2 separate regions of the Mus musculus genome follow, and region 1 is linked to region 2. Evidence: chromatin loops called from intact Hi-C (ENCODE). Cell type or tissue: left cerebral cortex. All regions are shown on one strand. Each heading gives the region's core, and the rest is flanking DNA. Links, peaks and the distances in the headings are about the cores only. Region 1 has its middle 69 kb from the start of Gm51564. Region 2 has its middle 170 kb from the start of Gm30633.

Region 1 (7,766 bases), core at 991-5,990, 100 kb after region 2:
AAATCAATAAATAATTTTTAAAAGTCAACTGAAGGAGATCAAAGGGATACAAACAGGAAAAGGAAGATGTCAAAGCATCCTTGCTTTTCCAATATTTGCAGATATGAATATTCTATACATACAAGACCAGTAAAAATACATTGGAAAACTTCTACAGCTGATAAACACTTTCAGCATTGTGGCATGATATAAAACACATAAAAATCAATGGTCTTTCTATATACCACTGACAAGCAGACTGACAAAAAGTCAGGGAGACAGTACCTTTCACAATAGCCTCAAAAATACCTTGGGATATGTCTAACCAAATAAGTGAAAGACTTGTATAACAAAAACTTTAAGACACAGAAGAAAGAAATTGAAGAAGACACTAGAAGACACTAAAAGATGGATGATCCAACTCATGGATCGGTAGGATTATTATTGTGAAAGTGGCCATCCTACAAAAATCAATCAACAAATTAAATGCAATCTCCATCAAAGTTTCAGCACAAATTCTCCACAGAAACTGCAAAAATAATCTTCAACTTTATATAGCAACAAACAAACACCACCCCCGCCCAAAAAAAAAAAAAAAACATAGCTAAAACAATCCTAGATAATAGAAGAAATTCTAGCAGTATCTCCATCCCTGACTTCAAGTTTCCCTGTAGAGTTATAGTAATAAAAATAACATGTTATTGTCATAAAAACAGACACATTGATCTAATTGAATTAAAGGTTTAGATATAAGTCCACAAACATACAGTCACCTGAGTTTTGACAAAGAAGTTCAAAATGCACACTGGAGAAAGACAGCATCTTCAAAAAAATACTGCTGGTGCAGTTGGGGGGCTCCATGAAGAAGAGTGCAAATAGATCCATATTTATCACCCTGCACAAAACTCAGTTCCAAATGCATCAAAGATCTCAACATAAGACCAGAGAACCTGAATCTGACAGAAGAGAAAACAGAGTAGATTTAAACTCCTTGGCACAGGAAAGGACTTTCTGAACAGAACACTCCTAGCCCAGCACTAAGACCAACAATTAATAAGTGGGACCTCATGACACTGGGAAGCTTCGGCCCCGCAAAGCCCACCATCATTTGGGGGAATGGAGCAGGCTTCAGAACGGGATAAGAGAAAACCTTTTTATTTATGCCTCAGATAAAAGATTAGTTTCTAAAATATACAAAAAACTCCCAACCATCATAAAAACAAATAACCCAGTTTTAAAATGGGGCACAGAACTAAGCAGAGAATTCACAGAAGATGAAACACAAATGGCCAAGAAACAAGGGCATCATCCTTAGTCATCATGCAAATGAAAATTAAATCTATTTTGAGACTTTGTCTTATACCCCGTAGAAATAGCCAAGATCAAAAAAGCAAATGGCACCTCATACTGGCAAGGATGTGGACAAAATGGGACACTATTCATTGCTGGTGGGAATCCGAAGTTGTATTGTCACTATGACCTGTGACCTCCGTAAGCTGTGAAATGATCAACCTCAAAATCCAGCTATAATAGCCACTCTTAAACATAGGACTCAGCATCCTACTACAAAGATACTTCTCATCCATGTTCATGGATTCTCTTCACTAAAGCCTAAATGTCCATGAACTGATGAATAGATGATGGAAATGTGTTACATTTACACAATGGAATATCATTTAGCTGCTAAGAAAAAAATAAAATCATGAAATTCTAAGGTAAATAGATAGAACTAGAAATAAGTACTTCTTGAGTGAGGTAACCCAGACACAAAAGGGCAATTAGTATATTTTTCTCTTATATGTAAATTCTGGACTTTATATCTTTGATACTGATACAGTCTGAATAAACATCACAGAGGTTAGGTACCTAATAAGGGACGGGGGGTTGGGGATGGAAAAGATGTCCAGGGAATCAGAAAATACAATGTACTTTTTGTGAAGAGACAAAGGGTAAACTAGAATGGAAGGGTTGAGCAGGGAGGGGGATGGAAGAGGAGCACAGAGGAGAGAGTATCAAGAGAGAGGCACAACTAACACTAAACCCTGTTTGATGGAAACCTACTGCTATAGAAGCTTCCTAAAATAGGTATACATGTGAAAGATTTCTAAACACAGTCACCAAGTAATAGGGAAAACGGTGCCACATCTAGACATGCCAAAAAAGTCAAGCCTCCAGTGTCAGGAGTGGGTTATATATCTCGTTGACTCTTGGACAAAGAGACCCTACAGAGATCCCCAAGCATCATAGGTGATTGCCAAGGTTGTTGGTTGATGTCTACAATGTGTTCATGATGTCCTGATGCCAAAGGCAACACTTACATCATCAAAAATGGAGACGTTTAGCTGGTATCTAACGAGAAGATTCACTTCTATTAACTATCATTTACCATATTAGAAAGCATCCTGTGTGATTCGGTCTACTTCGTGAAATGGAATCCATATTTGACATTGTTAATAAAGCCAAGAATCTGGGACTAGATAGGTCATAGTCTAGGGAAAACCTAATACTATAAAGAAACAACAATAAAATGGCACACTGCTATTCCCATATAGATCACTGCCTGTATCAGCCCTCATGAGAGAAGCTTCTATTGCAGTAGATGGGAACTAACACAGAGACACATAAACAGAAAATGTGAGGAGAGTAAGAGACTTTGGGAGACTCAGTGCTAAATGGGATGTCTTCATCAAATGCCTCCTCTCCAGCTTAGAGATCCATGAAGAAGAGGCAAAAAGATTGTAAAAGCCAGAGGTGATGGATGATTGGAAGTAAATGGTATCTAAGGGATACAAGACTGGTGCACCTATGAGCTTACAGAGACTGGGGGAAAAACACATAAGGCTGCAGTGGTTTAAGCCAAACAAGGTGCATTGGGAGAAGGAAGGAGACACAAGCTCTCATCCCTGGGTGAGAAGCTCCCTATAAGGGATTCCACCTGGCAAAGGAGAAGTCAGCTTTCTCCAAGGTTCTCCTGTTGGGTAGATCAGCCACATTTAGGGGAGGCTTCATGCCCAGAAGTGGTTGACCAACACAAAATGAACACAATGACATGTCTATAGGCTTTTTGTCTCATTTTGATTTGTTTGGGCTTTTCCCCTCACTCTGGATTTCCATTTTTGTGATTTTGTGGGGTAGGGATTGATTGTTTATTTTTATTTTAAAAACACAGAGCATGATCTCTGCTTGAGTGGAGAGGATCTGGGAAAAGTTGGGGAACTGGAAAATATGACCAAAATAGATTGTATGAAAACTCTTTTTTTTTTCTCCTAAATTAAAAAATGCGGTCTGATGACGGAATACAGGATTTTTTTTCTGCCAGGATTTCAAAAGCTATGTTTCAGAGTCTGTTATAATTATAGATCTCTGTTACGGGTTCTGAGATAACCAAGGCAACTTATAGAAGAAAAGGGTTATTGGGGGTTTGTGATTCAAGAAGGACTGGAATCCCATCACCATAACAACAGGGGAGCAGGGCAGCAGGAGCACTCAGGAGCGCATGCCTCAAACAGCAATCAAGTAATGGAGAGCGCAAACTTGGAATGGAGTCATTTTTGAAACCTCAAAGCTGACTCCCTAGTGACAAATTTTCTTCAGCAAGGTTATATACCTCCTGAGCCTCCCCAAACAGCACCACCAACTGGGGAACAAGTATTAAAATGTCTGACAATGTGGGGGTCATCTCATCTCACTCAAATTGCCCCATTCCACTCCATGGCTTTTATAGTCTTTGATAACAGCATGAAGCTATTATATACTATAATATATTGAGTCCAACTTCAGATGTCCCCAAAGTTTACAGTTCAGTGTTCAAAGTTTATACTGGCACTCAATGAAATCTCTTAATTATAACCCCCGTAAAGCCAAAGGGGGGAAAAACTGTATGATTCCAACCCTTAACAGCACAGAATTTACATCACCATTCTGAAGTGAAGGAATTGGGACACAGTGGGGGGGGAAACACTGGACTAAAGCCAGACCAAAACCTAGCAGGGCAATTATCAAGTTGTTTAGCTTTATGTCCAGTGCCAAATGGTTTCTACCCTCCTGCTGAAGACATGTGACACCACACTTAGCCTCTTTTTAACTCCGGATTTGACAGAATAATTGCACGTGTGCTATTTAATGCGTGCATGCATCGTGTAACCATGGAAGCAGAACAACCAGCCCCTCCATTGCCTCTAGCATCGATTGCTCCTTTGCATTTAGGGCGTTCAAACCCATCTCTTACAGCTCTTTATGAAATACATACTAAACTGCTGCAAACTGCTGCCACCCTCCTGTGCTTTATAATAGTATAATGTGTGGTTTTGTTTAGATTCCGAAGGAAGGCGCGGGGGGGGGGGGGGGGGAGGGGGAAGGGGATATAAGGAAGATGTTTTAAAGAGTTGATGTTGTTCAGTAAGTAGATGGTTTGAGGAAATGAGAAAAACCGCAACTATTCACTGTCTACTCTCAGTCCTTATTACTCATCCAAGATGAACCAACAATACTCCAGTGATATTAAAATGGCACCCAAGGCCTTTGAATATGACTTTGAATTAAGCTTTGAAATTTTTCCTAGCAACACATTTAATTAACTGGGATACTTGGTTTATATTAAATCCACATCAACTAATATTAAAAACATATATATCGAGGCTTAACAGCTTCAGGGGGCTCGGGGTCTGATTGTGATATTATTCACTGTAACATACAGATTCACTGAATCTTTACAAATTGAGCATCAGGGACTGTGCTACTCCTACTGATTTGGAAAGCAAAGCAGGGAAAGGAAGTTCTTGTATAGCCACGTTTATCCTCAGAACCGTGTTTAGAGTAAGTTTTGGAGAGGTTGGGGTGTTACTTTGACTATAGCATGCTCCTGTTCACTTCAAATGCTGGAGAGTAATTTCTCCATTTAAAGACTTTATTTTTCATTTTCTTTTAGCTGCGCTTGCCTTTTGTCTGCAATCATGTCTGCGTGAGGGTATTAAGATTCCCCGGAAACTCGAGTTACAGACAGTTGTGAGCTGCCATGTTGGTGCTGGGAATTGAACCCCGGTCCTCTGGAAGAGCATCCAGCTCTCTGAACCAATGAACCATCTTTACTAGCTCTGAGAGTCATTCCTGAATCCAGCACATGATGACCATAGGAACGATGGACGTAGGTCGTATGCTTTTCCAGTTCATAAGAGGAACTATGACCTCCTTAGTAAGCTCTGTGTAGTAAAAGGATCATCACAAAAATGCAGGTCTGAACTCAGAGAAAGTATTGGCAGGACAGGATCGGGAAACAACCTCACCAGTACTAACTGAGGCAGACTGGACATCACAGGAGGACTTGGGAAGATCACAGGACAGGGAGGACCTTGATAAAATAGGGAAAAGTTCAAAGACAGCCCCTCAGGGTTTTATCTAACAAATGTATTAGGCAGTAGTATATGTAATCTCTTCTCTAGGATTCAGCTTTCACAATACAAGCCTTCTAACAGAATCCTTGACTATTGATTAATTTCTTTCTATTATCAGGTTCATATATTGTCATCACCCATCATTTATCTTCTTCTGTAATCATTATAGCATGCTGTAGATATTAAAAGATTGGATTGAAGAAGGAGTAGAGGCTGGAAATAGGAAAATTTCAGATTGAAAATTTCTCCTTGAGCCCCATGATCCCTGTCAGGTAGTCTTTGACTTGATCCCTGGGACAATGCTTGGATTTTCCTAATGAACCATCATGAACCCTCTTCACAATGGATACCATTACCTTGATTTGAGGTTAATGTTGGTTATAAAGGCCCAATTTCTGGCCTTGTGTCCACCTACCAGCACCTCAAAATGTCAAAACACATGATGTAGCAAAGCACTGCAGGTCAACGGTCAGCTGTCTTCTTGACTGACTAGATACCCTTCAGGAGGCTGTCCTAGATGCACAGGATTCTTAATAGCGTCAGTATCCGTTCCACATCCTGAATGCTAATGTCCCGAAAGACCCAAAGTCCTAAGTCCTGAATATCACTGTCACTATGATGACAATCCCAAAGTTTAAAGCCCTGAAAGCCACAAGCAACTCAATGAGAGAGAGAGACAGAGACAGAGAGAGAGAGAGAGAGAGAGAGAGAGAGAGAGAGAGAGAGAGAGAGCACCCATATGGGAAAACATTCAACCTTTGTCTTTTTAGGTCTAGGTTATGTCACTCAAAATGATTATTCCTGGCTCCATCCATTTACCTGTGAATTTCATAATTTCTTTTTTCTTAACAGCGGAATCTAATTCCATTGCGTCCATCTACCACATTTTCATTAACCATTCATGAGTTAATGGACATCTTGGCGGCTTCTGTTTCCTGGCAGTTGTGAATAGGACAGCAATGAATATGAATGAGTAGGTATAGCTATGGAGAAATGGAGAGTCTTTTGGGGATATGCCCAAGAGTGTTATAACCAGATTATGTGGTGGGTCTATTTATAGCTTTGTGAGGAAGCTCCATACGGATTTCCATACTGGCTGTGCTGATTGTACTATTACCTGCAGAGAGTTAGTGTTCCCCTGTCCCTAAACCCACACCAGCATTTATTGTCTTTCGTTTTAGCCATTCTTACTAGGGTAAGATGAAATCTCAATGTGCTTTCAATTTGCATTTCTCTGATGGTAAAAGATGTTGAAAAAACTTAATGTTTCTCATCGGTTTGTGTTTCATCTTTGAGAACGGTTTTGCCCATGTGTTATATATACTCTGTGTTTTCTGTTATAACCCATGTATCAATTTTGTTGGTTTTGTTCCTTGATGTTTAGTTTTGGATTTTTTAATTTCGTCTAGAAAATAACTCTGTCAAATACATAGGTAAGAAAAAGATTTTCAACTGCCTCTTCAGTTGAATTATGATGGTATTGTTGGCCTTTGTGCTCGGATGTGAAGGTGCCCTGGACTCGGAGGCCCAGGCATCATATAGCTCTGAGGTTGGACAGTGTCCCAATGGAAAGTTATCCTGAGGCACGGAAGCTCAGGAACCACATAGCTCTGAGAGGAAGTCTCCTCAGCAGAGGCATTGCAGCTCCCAAGGGAGGCTATGCCCAGCTGCGCTGAGGAGGGCAGGAGCCTCAGCTCAGCTCCTTCTCTTCTTCTCTTCACTGCTTCTTGTCTTCTTCTAGTAAGAGTTACACCAGGCAGCAAATCTCATAAAAGAGATTTATTAGCGAGTCCAGGGAGGAGACGTACGAATCCAAGAATGGCTGCCGATGCTCCCAGGAGAGAGCAGACAACAGTGGGGGAAATGGACAAAGTGTAGCGCTTATATAGGGGTTATTGGGAGTGGAGCTTTCGTGTGTGGAGATTTCCAGGGTGAGAGTTGGTGGGATTTCCAAGTCCTGAGCTTGAGGGAGCTCAGGGAGTGGTGGGTTTTCCTGTTCAGGGATTGGTGGGTTTCTGTGGGAAGTTCAGGGATTGGTGGCTTTTGTTCAGACCTTTCACCTAAAATTAGCATAATCTGGGGAGAGTCCTGTTGAGAGGCTGGAGATGGATGACCTTTGTGACATTTACAGAGGCTGGGAAAGCTGCCACCATGGCAATTAGGGCGGTCTAGGGGAGGGGCCTGGCTGTTGGTGTTCCTTGGGGGGTGGGGTAGCCTGGCCACTTTCCTACTTTGAGGGTTACAAAGTATACAGAGTATACAAAGTATACAAAGTTTACAAAGTTAACAAAGTTTACACAGTATACAAAGTTTACAAAGGGATTCCACAGGAGGGAAAGCTTTTTCTGATTCTTAAGAGGCCCAAATAACCCGCAGGCGTACTTTGCTGTATAGAAG
Region 2 (7,766 bases), core at 1,535-6,534:
CCCTGGGATGTAAAATAAAGCAGGCTGAACCATCCACGAGGACCAAGCCACTAAGCAGCAACCCTCCTGGCCTTCAGTTCCTGCCTCCAGGTCCTTGCCTTGGGTTCCTGACCTGACTTCTCTCAGTGGTAGAGTATGACCCAAGAGTTGTAAGTTAAAATAAACCCTTTCCTCTCAAGTTTCTTTTGGACATGATGTTTTACCACAGCATTAGAAACCTGCATAAGATACCCCATGTTCTCACTCAGATACAGAGACAGATTGTATAATAGTCATTCCCAGAGAACGGCATGACTGGGGTGAAGGGACTGAGAAAGGCTGGTAAAAAAATCACAGCTAGATGGGAGAAATGAGTTAGCATCTGTCTCACATTATGGGCTAAAGGATTGATAATGACATAATCATTATACATTCTAAAATAAGTTTAACATAAGGTACTTCATGGGTTCTGTGCTTAAACTATTCCAATGAATTCTGTTGACCAAATATTTATGTAACTGGGGTTCAGGCTATTCTTGCTTCTCCATGACTCCTGAGTTACACTTCAACTCAGGCTGGCTGCAGGTGGATGACAGAAACAGGTGTAAGACCATATCCTAACATAAGTATGGGTGTTGTGTTAGTCATGTATGTCTTAGTCCATTTCCAGTTGCCAGTAACAGAGCTCTGCAGACTTGGAAACTTAGGACGAATAAAAGTTTACTTGGTGCACATCTCTGGAGACCAGCCTGTGTAAGGGCAAGCTTCTTTTTGGGGACTGATTTCACAGCCATTCATCATAGGAGGTCAGAGCAGAGAGCAAAGAGACTGTATTACTTTGTGTCAACCTGCTCACGGCGACAGTGACCTTAGTTCATTCATGTGCGCTCTCTGTGTAGACTTTCCATCAGGACTCATTTCTTACAATTTCTATGGTGGTAGCTGACTGTTTTTGAGAGGGCAAAGCCTTTGAACCAAATATTGCAGATGGACGTTTTGGCTTCTCCACGACCTTTGCACTCTTGTGTTTGATGTCCAAGACGACGCTCAATGTCTGGCTCCTTGAGACAGGAAAGTACTTTCTTAAGCAGCTCTGAACTTTTCTCCAGGGATCAAGCCCATCCTGGAGCTAGTTGGTTTTTTTTTTTTTTTTCTTACAGCAAGATCATGTGGTCCATGTAAGAGTGCAGTTTATGGTTAAGCTCTTTATTCTGTGAGCCAAAGCATGGTCTTCAGCATTTTAACACAGTTGCTCTGATCCCAGGGCACAGCTTCTTTATGAGGTCAAGACGAAGTTGCTGTCCAGGCCATGTGCGTCCTTCTTTTCAAGCCTGTCGTAGATGTTGACTCCTGTGTCTCAAGGTGACCCCAGTGCACACCGTGAAGGCGAACATACTCAAATCTGCGTACAAATTCATATTATTTTCTCCTGAGGAAGACTAATTCTAGCTTCCTCACAGATTAACCAAACAATGGCCTGAGAGATGATCCATTCAGTACTGCCCGACTTTAGAACTCACCAGAGATGTTTTGTGTGTCTCCCAGCCATCCCAGAATATTCAAATTGCTCCTCAGTTTAAATTAACAGACACGGCTTCCAGCAGTCACTCTCCTTGAAGAAGACTGACTCCATGACACTCGGGCAAGGACCTGGTGAAACAATAGGCCCGGCGTGGACAAGACAGACATGGTACACTCTGAGGGCAAGCTGGGGCACTCTTGAATGTCCCTTTCCTCAGGCTGAGGACATGAGGACATTGGTTGAGTTTGTTAAACACAGCAGCAAATGAGCTCGTTTGACTATTTTTGAAAGGTCAAAACGTATGAACCAAATATTGCACATGGATGTTCTGGTTCGTCCATGACCTTTGCCCCCTCGTGTTAAATGTCCAGGATGATGCTCAACGTGTAGCTCTGTGTGTAAGTCAGGTTTTAGTTACTATAAGAAATGACCGAGACCATCACCTTATAAAGAGAAAAGGTTCTCTGTTTAGAGGTTCAACCTTCTAAAGAGTTCAGAGGTTAACCCATGCTTTGGGGCTGTGTAGAAGTGGTTGATCAAGGCAGGTGCACACACTGGAGAAACCCCCTCTCATCTCTTGGCCAGGAAGAAGAGACAACATGAAGAGGGAGTCAGGGTGTGCTATTCCCCTCAAGGTCGACCATACCTTCAGTGATCCAAAGACTGTCCACCCATCATTAACATCAAATATCTCTACCACCTCCTGGTCTACCAGCTTGGGGACTAAGCCTTGGGCACTCAGGACTTTGGGGAACATACAAGATCTAACCCGTGGCAGACTTCAAGTCTTCAAACAGCCAGGTCTGTGAGGGAAGGTCACCAACTGTTTCCACCTCGATCTGCCAAAACTTCTTCATAATCTTAGAGTGACAAGGGAAAAATCAATGTGAGTGGGTGGTAAGAAGTTAGAGGTGGAGGCAGAAGTGTTGCTTCTGGTGCTACCTAGCCTTATATCACAGTTCAGTGAAATCCACGGCTACGTTCTCTCTCCTGTGTCATTTCTATATAGGTTATGAGCCAAAATACGTGCGCGTGTGCGCGGGCACACACACACACACACACACACACACACACACACACTCACCAAGAAGATAGCTGTGACTCTGGTTACAAATGTACTGTGAGCTTTCCTCCCCTCTGTGCAGATGACTATGTATTTTAAACCCCTCCAGTGAGCTATGTTTGGCTTTAAAAAGCTGGTGCTCCAAAAATAAGGCCTGGGCTGACTCACAAGTCCTGTACCCAGAAAAGAGGTGGTTGAGAAGGGGGGTGGTGGTGGCTGAATACAGTGGGAGCCCTGACCCAGGCCTGGCAGTTAAGGGCCTCAAGCTGGAGCCAGCCTTTGATATAGTTCTGTTGAAACACAGCCAGGTTCATCACGTAGGGACTCTCTAAGATAGATTTTTGGGGCTAACATGGCAGCAATTCAGACTGTGTTTAGCCTAAAATGATCAAATTTTATTATGTAACCCTCAGAGTTTGATTATATCTCTTTGCTCTCCTGACATGGGAACATATTTGTGTGTGTGTGTGTGTGTGTGTGTGTGTGTGTGTGTACATGAACTCATTTTAGTACCTTATGATGTAGTTTATAGTTTATGATTTTATTTCCAATTGCCTGATAAGGAAATAACTTCAGACAGACTATATAAGTATATGACCTTTCCATCCCTTGAACCTGTCCAGGATAAACTGGAATTCATAATCCCCAGGGCTTGTCCCTTCAGTTGAAGTTCTTAGACCTGCCTCTGTTGGTCTAGTACTATCCCAAGCCAGAGTTAAAGACCTCTAGAGAGAGAGTAAATCTGAACACATCTCTTGCTTCTGGGGAGGGGGTGTGTGGATCTGAGCTCCCCATTTGTAATATAAATGAGATGCTCTCATTTTAAAAACAGAATCCAAATCATTAACAACTTGAACTTACCACAACGTGTTTCAGTTACTACTGCTTCCCAATACTGCCATATATCCTTATATTAAAACTCCTCTGTGACCCCAGAGAGCCCGGGCAATACACCCTCTTAAAGATACGTGATAGATATGATCTTTAAAGATCATAAGGAGATGGCAGGCTGTCCGGGGGAGGGAAGGCTGCCTCATTCTCTGCTGCTTCTAGCTCTGTTTGTGTCTTTGCGGTTTCCCGGGTTGCCTCACATTGCAGCTGTGTGCTGCTAGGTCCAAACACTTGCTGAAAATCAAAATGCAAGTTTGCTCAGAATCTGGAGGGGGCTTGTGTCTATAAAATAAGGACAAAGAGAAGGCACTTACTTAGTTGGAGAAGACTCTTTTCTTTTTTCTCCCTGTTAATGGAGTGTGCTATTTTTAACTTCCCATCAGCCTGCAAGCGCATGTGCAGTAACTGGCCCAAACACATTTGAATGATGTCTCTGCGTCCCTCTGTGACATGGTGCAGAACCACAGCTCTGCACTTTGCATTTTTATTGTGATGAAGATATTTTATGACAGCATTTGAATCTTAACAAAGATGCCTGAAAATAAGTCATTTCTAGATGACTCGATGAAAGGAAGGTGACCCAGAATAACCTCCTTTCTGGTAACGGGCTGGACTAGGTCTGGGCTCCATGGCAGTGAGGCTAGTGGCTGCCACATTTGGAGCCTGGAGGTATTCACTCTTATCTGTCCTGTGATGCCTGCAACTCTGAGATCCAACCCAGTTCTCTGTAATCTTTTGTCTCTTTCTCCTTTCCTACCCCTGTTGTATCTATTGTCTGTGTCTTGTGTCTATTCATGTGCACATGTACACACACACACACACACACACACACACACACACACACACACCTGCATACTCCAAATTCCAGCCAACAGAAACATAGTTATAAAGATAATTGGAGGACCTGAAACTCTCAGAGAGAGGATTGTGTTGGAATCCAGAGACTCTAGAGGAGGAAACAACCCACAACTTTATGACCAGAGAGCATCTGGATGAAGATGGTCTTACTAGGGGAAGCTAGGTTCATGCCAAGACTTCCTGTAGCCACTGGACCAGAAGAGGGGTTGCTTGGAAGGAGCAGATGCCAACACATTTCCATAGACTTCCCAAACAGAGGGAAGAGAGGTCCCTTGACTTCTATCCCATCCTTCTGTGGTTCATTCTCTAATCAATGACTCCCAGTAGCTGGAACTCAGCAACCTACCAAAAAACTAGAAGACTTGTCTTTTATGGATGGTCTTGAAACACGGACAATTGAAAGGCTCCAGCTGGGTTGATTTAAGAGACAATAGTCAGAACACAAATCAAAACAAAACAAAAGATAAATGAACAAACAAACAAAGGTAACTTTGAGCAATACTCCTTTCTTTCAAACTAAGGCTAAAGCAAGTATCTCTTGTCCTGGGAAGATGCCCTCTTACACATACAACTGCCTCTACAGATGATACAATGTATCCCAGTGAAAACAGGAGAAAACAAAACTGGATCTGAGCAATGGGGAGATGGGGCACAGAGCCAGAGCCACGTGGGCTGTGCTAATGCCTAGGGAACAGACAGATGTATCAGCACAGCTTCCATATGAGCAGCTAGTGGCTTGGGGAAAAGGCTTTACAAAGAAGGGGATAGAATGCTCTAGCTGGCGAGCATAAAACATCATAGAGCAGAAAGGCTAGCCACGTCTGTTCTTTTATATAGAACCCACACGTTAAGCATGCTGCCTAGGCTGGCAGAGACAATCCCACCCACCAAGCTGTATTTAGGACAGCTACATATGTTGCCTGTCTGTGTTGCCCCAGTCCTCATTTGCTTGACCTTGGTTTTCTGATTCCAAAGACTTTGCTTTGATCCCTGCCTCTGGCTCACCTGGCCTGCTGTTCTGAGCAGATTTGGGTTCAGTGTGCATCTGGCCACCACCATCCTGGGATTCTCCACTTAGAGAAGCTCTCTGCTCTTGTTGCTGGGTTTGAACAAAGTTCCTCTGGCTTGGGTTGACACCCACCTGAAGATGTATCTGGGGAACACAGAAGCAGGGGTGCAGTAAAGAAAAGACTTTGCTGAGTGGCTCATTATGTGAGTAGGACTCTATGAGGATCCCATTGTGCCTTTCGTGGGCACAGTTGGGTGATATGGCGTGTCAAAGGCTTAACACGCTCTCTCCTTCACATGCACAGAGGACTCCACATTGATCTCCAGCATGTGCAAGCCGTTATCCAAATCAGCAGTGTCAGAAAAAAGCTGCTGCCACCCCACTCCACCCCACCCCCTTTTCCAATCCATGTCCACTTCCTATGCTCCAAGCATTTCTTTGTTAGTTTGTTACATAAAGACGTTAAATGGGCTGTACCTAGATACTAATTATTCCATTATTGGCTACTATTGTGGCTTCAGAGAATAATTCTTTCTAAGTCCCCCAACTCTATCTATATTTTTAGAAAGACCTAAGATTAATACCTTCTGCACCAGGTTGCAATAAAAAGGGTAGTTCCAGAATGAAATGATATTGTAAATGCTTGGGGGTCCCAATGACCACCAGAGTTACCACCATCAGAACCTCCTAAAATGGGCAGCAGAAATCATCTCCCTACAATTTCCCATAATAACATTACAGCTGGTGTGGGAGATTTTTTATTGCTACTTCATTCCGGACAATAAGAGAGCAGGGTGCCACATTTCATAAACCCTGTTTACCATCAGTCATTCTTAAATCTTCTATTCCGTTTGGGCATGAGTAGACTGTATAAAGACCACTCTTACATCTTTGTAAGATGGCACCAAGCATCTTTGACTCTCTTGTTCCATCCATCACCTTTGTATCCTATGTGTCCCCTATTCTCCAAGACCCATGCACAGGTTTATATTTTGGGTTCCTTAGGTCTCAGGTGTGAACAACTGAGGTGTTGAACGGCCCTCCCCCCATGGGTCTCCTAGAAATTCAGCTTTCTAAAGTTTCTAGGAAGAACCACACCCACATTCTTTAGGATTTTGAAGCAAAGAAAGAAATATTATTCATAAGAAAAATCTCAGCTGTGGCTCATCTTCTAAAATAGTTCTGCCATGCTGTCAGCTGAACTACATGTTGGTCGGCTTCTGGACAAATGCCATTGTTTTATGGTACACTGCTTACCATACAAGACACATGGCCATGCCCCAAGTGAAGGATCAAAAAAAATGCATTTGGGCTGTTAGAATATGAGTCTTGCATCAACACATCATTGTGTCCATTTGTACAATTTCACAGTTTATTGATGATCCAAGTGGCCCTGAACACTCTTGTAAAGAAAATGTAAAAACCCAATTTTTAGGGCAGGTTGAAATGAGTCATGCAAAAAGAAAAGAAGGGAGGGAGAAGGGAGACTCATATCTTTAGTCATGGCCCAGATCTGAGCCAGTAGCTATGAAGTAAACAGGCACATGGCCTGATTCCTGTTGTGGTTCCAGATCCTCTGAGTTACACGGTATGCAGCTTTTTCTCTGTAGATTTTTTTTTTTAATCTTCAAAATAGGGAGAGTTACACCCATTTATAAGATGAAGGTGTGTAGATTAATACACTTAGGCCATCCCTGAGCAGCTCACAAGGAATGTTACATGAGCATTCCCAGGGATCTGTTGTGTGAAATAACATGTGTTTATCCCTCAGGTTTTGTAATAGATGGCAGCTTGTCCTAAAGACAGGTGGCCTGACACTGGGCAAGTGCCATGTTCTTCTCTTCCTCCTCCAACCAGTGTCCCTCTAGTCCTGCCTGTCTGAACTACAGTTTCCAGTGCTGTGATGAAACACCACAACCAAAAGCAAGTTGAGGGTGGAAAAGGTTTATTTGGCTTACACTTCCACATTGTAGTCTATCACTGAAGGAAGCCAAGGCAGGAACTCACAGACAGGGCAGGGACCCAAAGGCAGGAGTTGATGCAGAGGCAATGGAGGATGCTGCTTACTGGCTTGTTTTTCGTAGATTATTCAGCCTGCTTATTATAGAACTCAAGACTACCAGCCCAGGGATGGCACTATACACCTCCCCAATCACTAATTAAGAAAATGTCCTACAGGCTTGCCTAGAGCTGGATCTGACTGAGGCATTTTCTCAGTTGAGAGTCCCTCATTTCAGATGACTTTAGTGTATATTCAGTTGATGTAAAACTGTCCAGTACAACTGACCCCTTGCCAGCTTGACACACAGACACATCACCGTTAAGCCACATTTTTCCTTTTCTTGTTCATCCTCAACATCACATATTGATAAAGATATAACAATATAAAACATTTTACAAACTTAAAATGCCCCATAGCCTTACAAATTCAAACACTTTAAATC

Evidence for each region. Hi-C counts contacts between places; a loop is a spot of excess contacts. Peaks named below come from ENCODE experiments on the same cell type or tissue, not always from the same donor. Only the 100,000 strongest peaks of a DNase experiment are listed, where the experiment ranks them.
Region 1: it touches region 2 in a loop (6-fold over the local background); 2 of 42 quality-filtered maps call a loop at or near these places.

The regions. Positions count from the first base shown.
Region 1 is chr8:24,110,135-24,117,900 of GRCm38, reverse strand. No RefSeq gene overlaps it. Among named protein-coding and RNA genes, the nearest start is that of Gm51564, 69 kb to the right of the region's middle. In left cerebral cortex, for the core only: no CTCF peak of the experiment used is centred there; a DNase peak (open chromatin) is centred at 3,351; H3K27ac peaks cover 112 bases.
Region 2 is chr8:24,211,792-24,219,557 of GRCm38, reverse strand. No RefSeq gene overlaps it. Among named protein-coding and RNA genes, the nearest start is that of Gm30633, 170 kb to the left of the region's middle. In left cerebral cortex, for the core only: no CTCF peak of the experiment used is centred there; DNase peaks (open chromatin) are centred at 2,682, 3,666, 3,820 and 5,061; H3K27ac peaks cover 4,732 bases.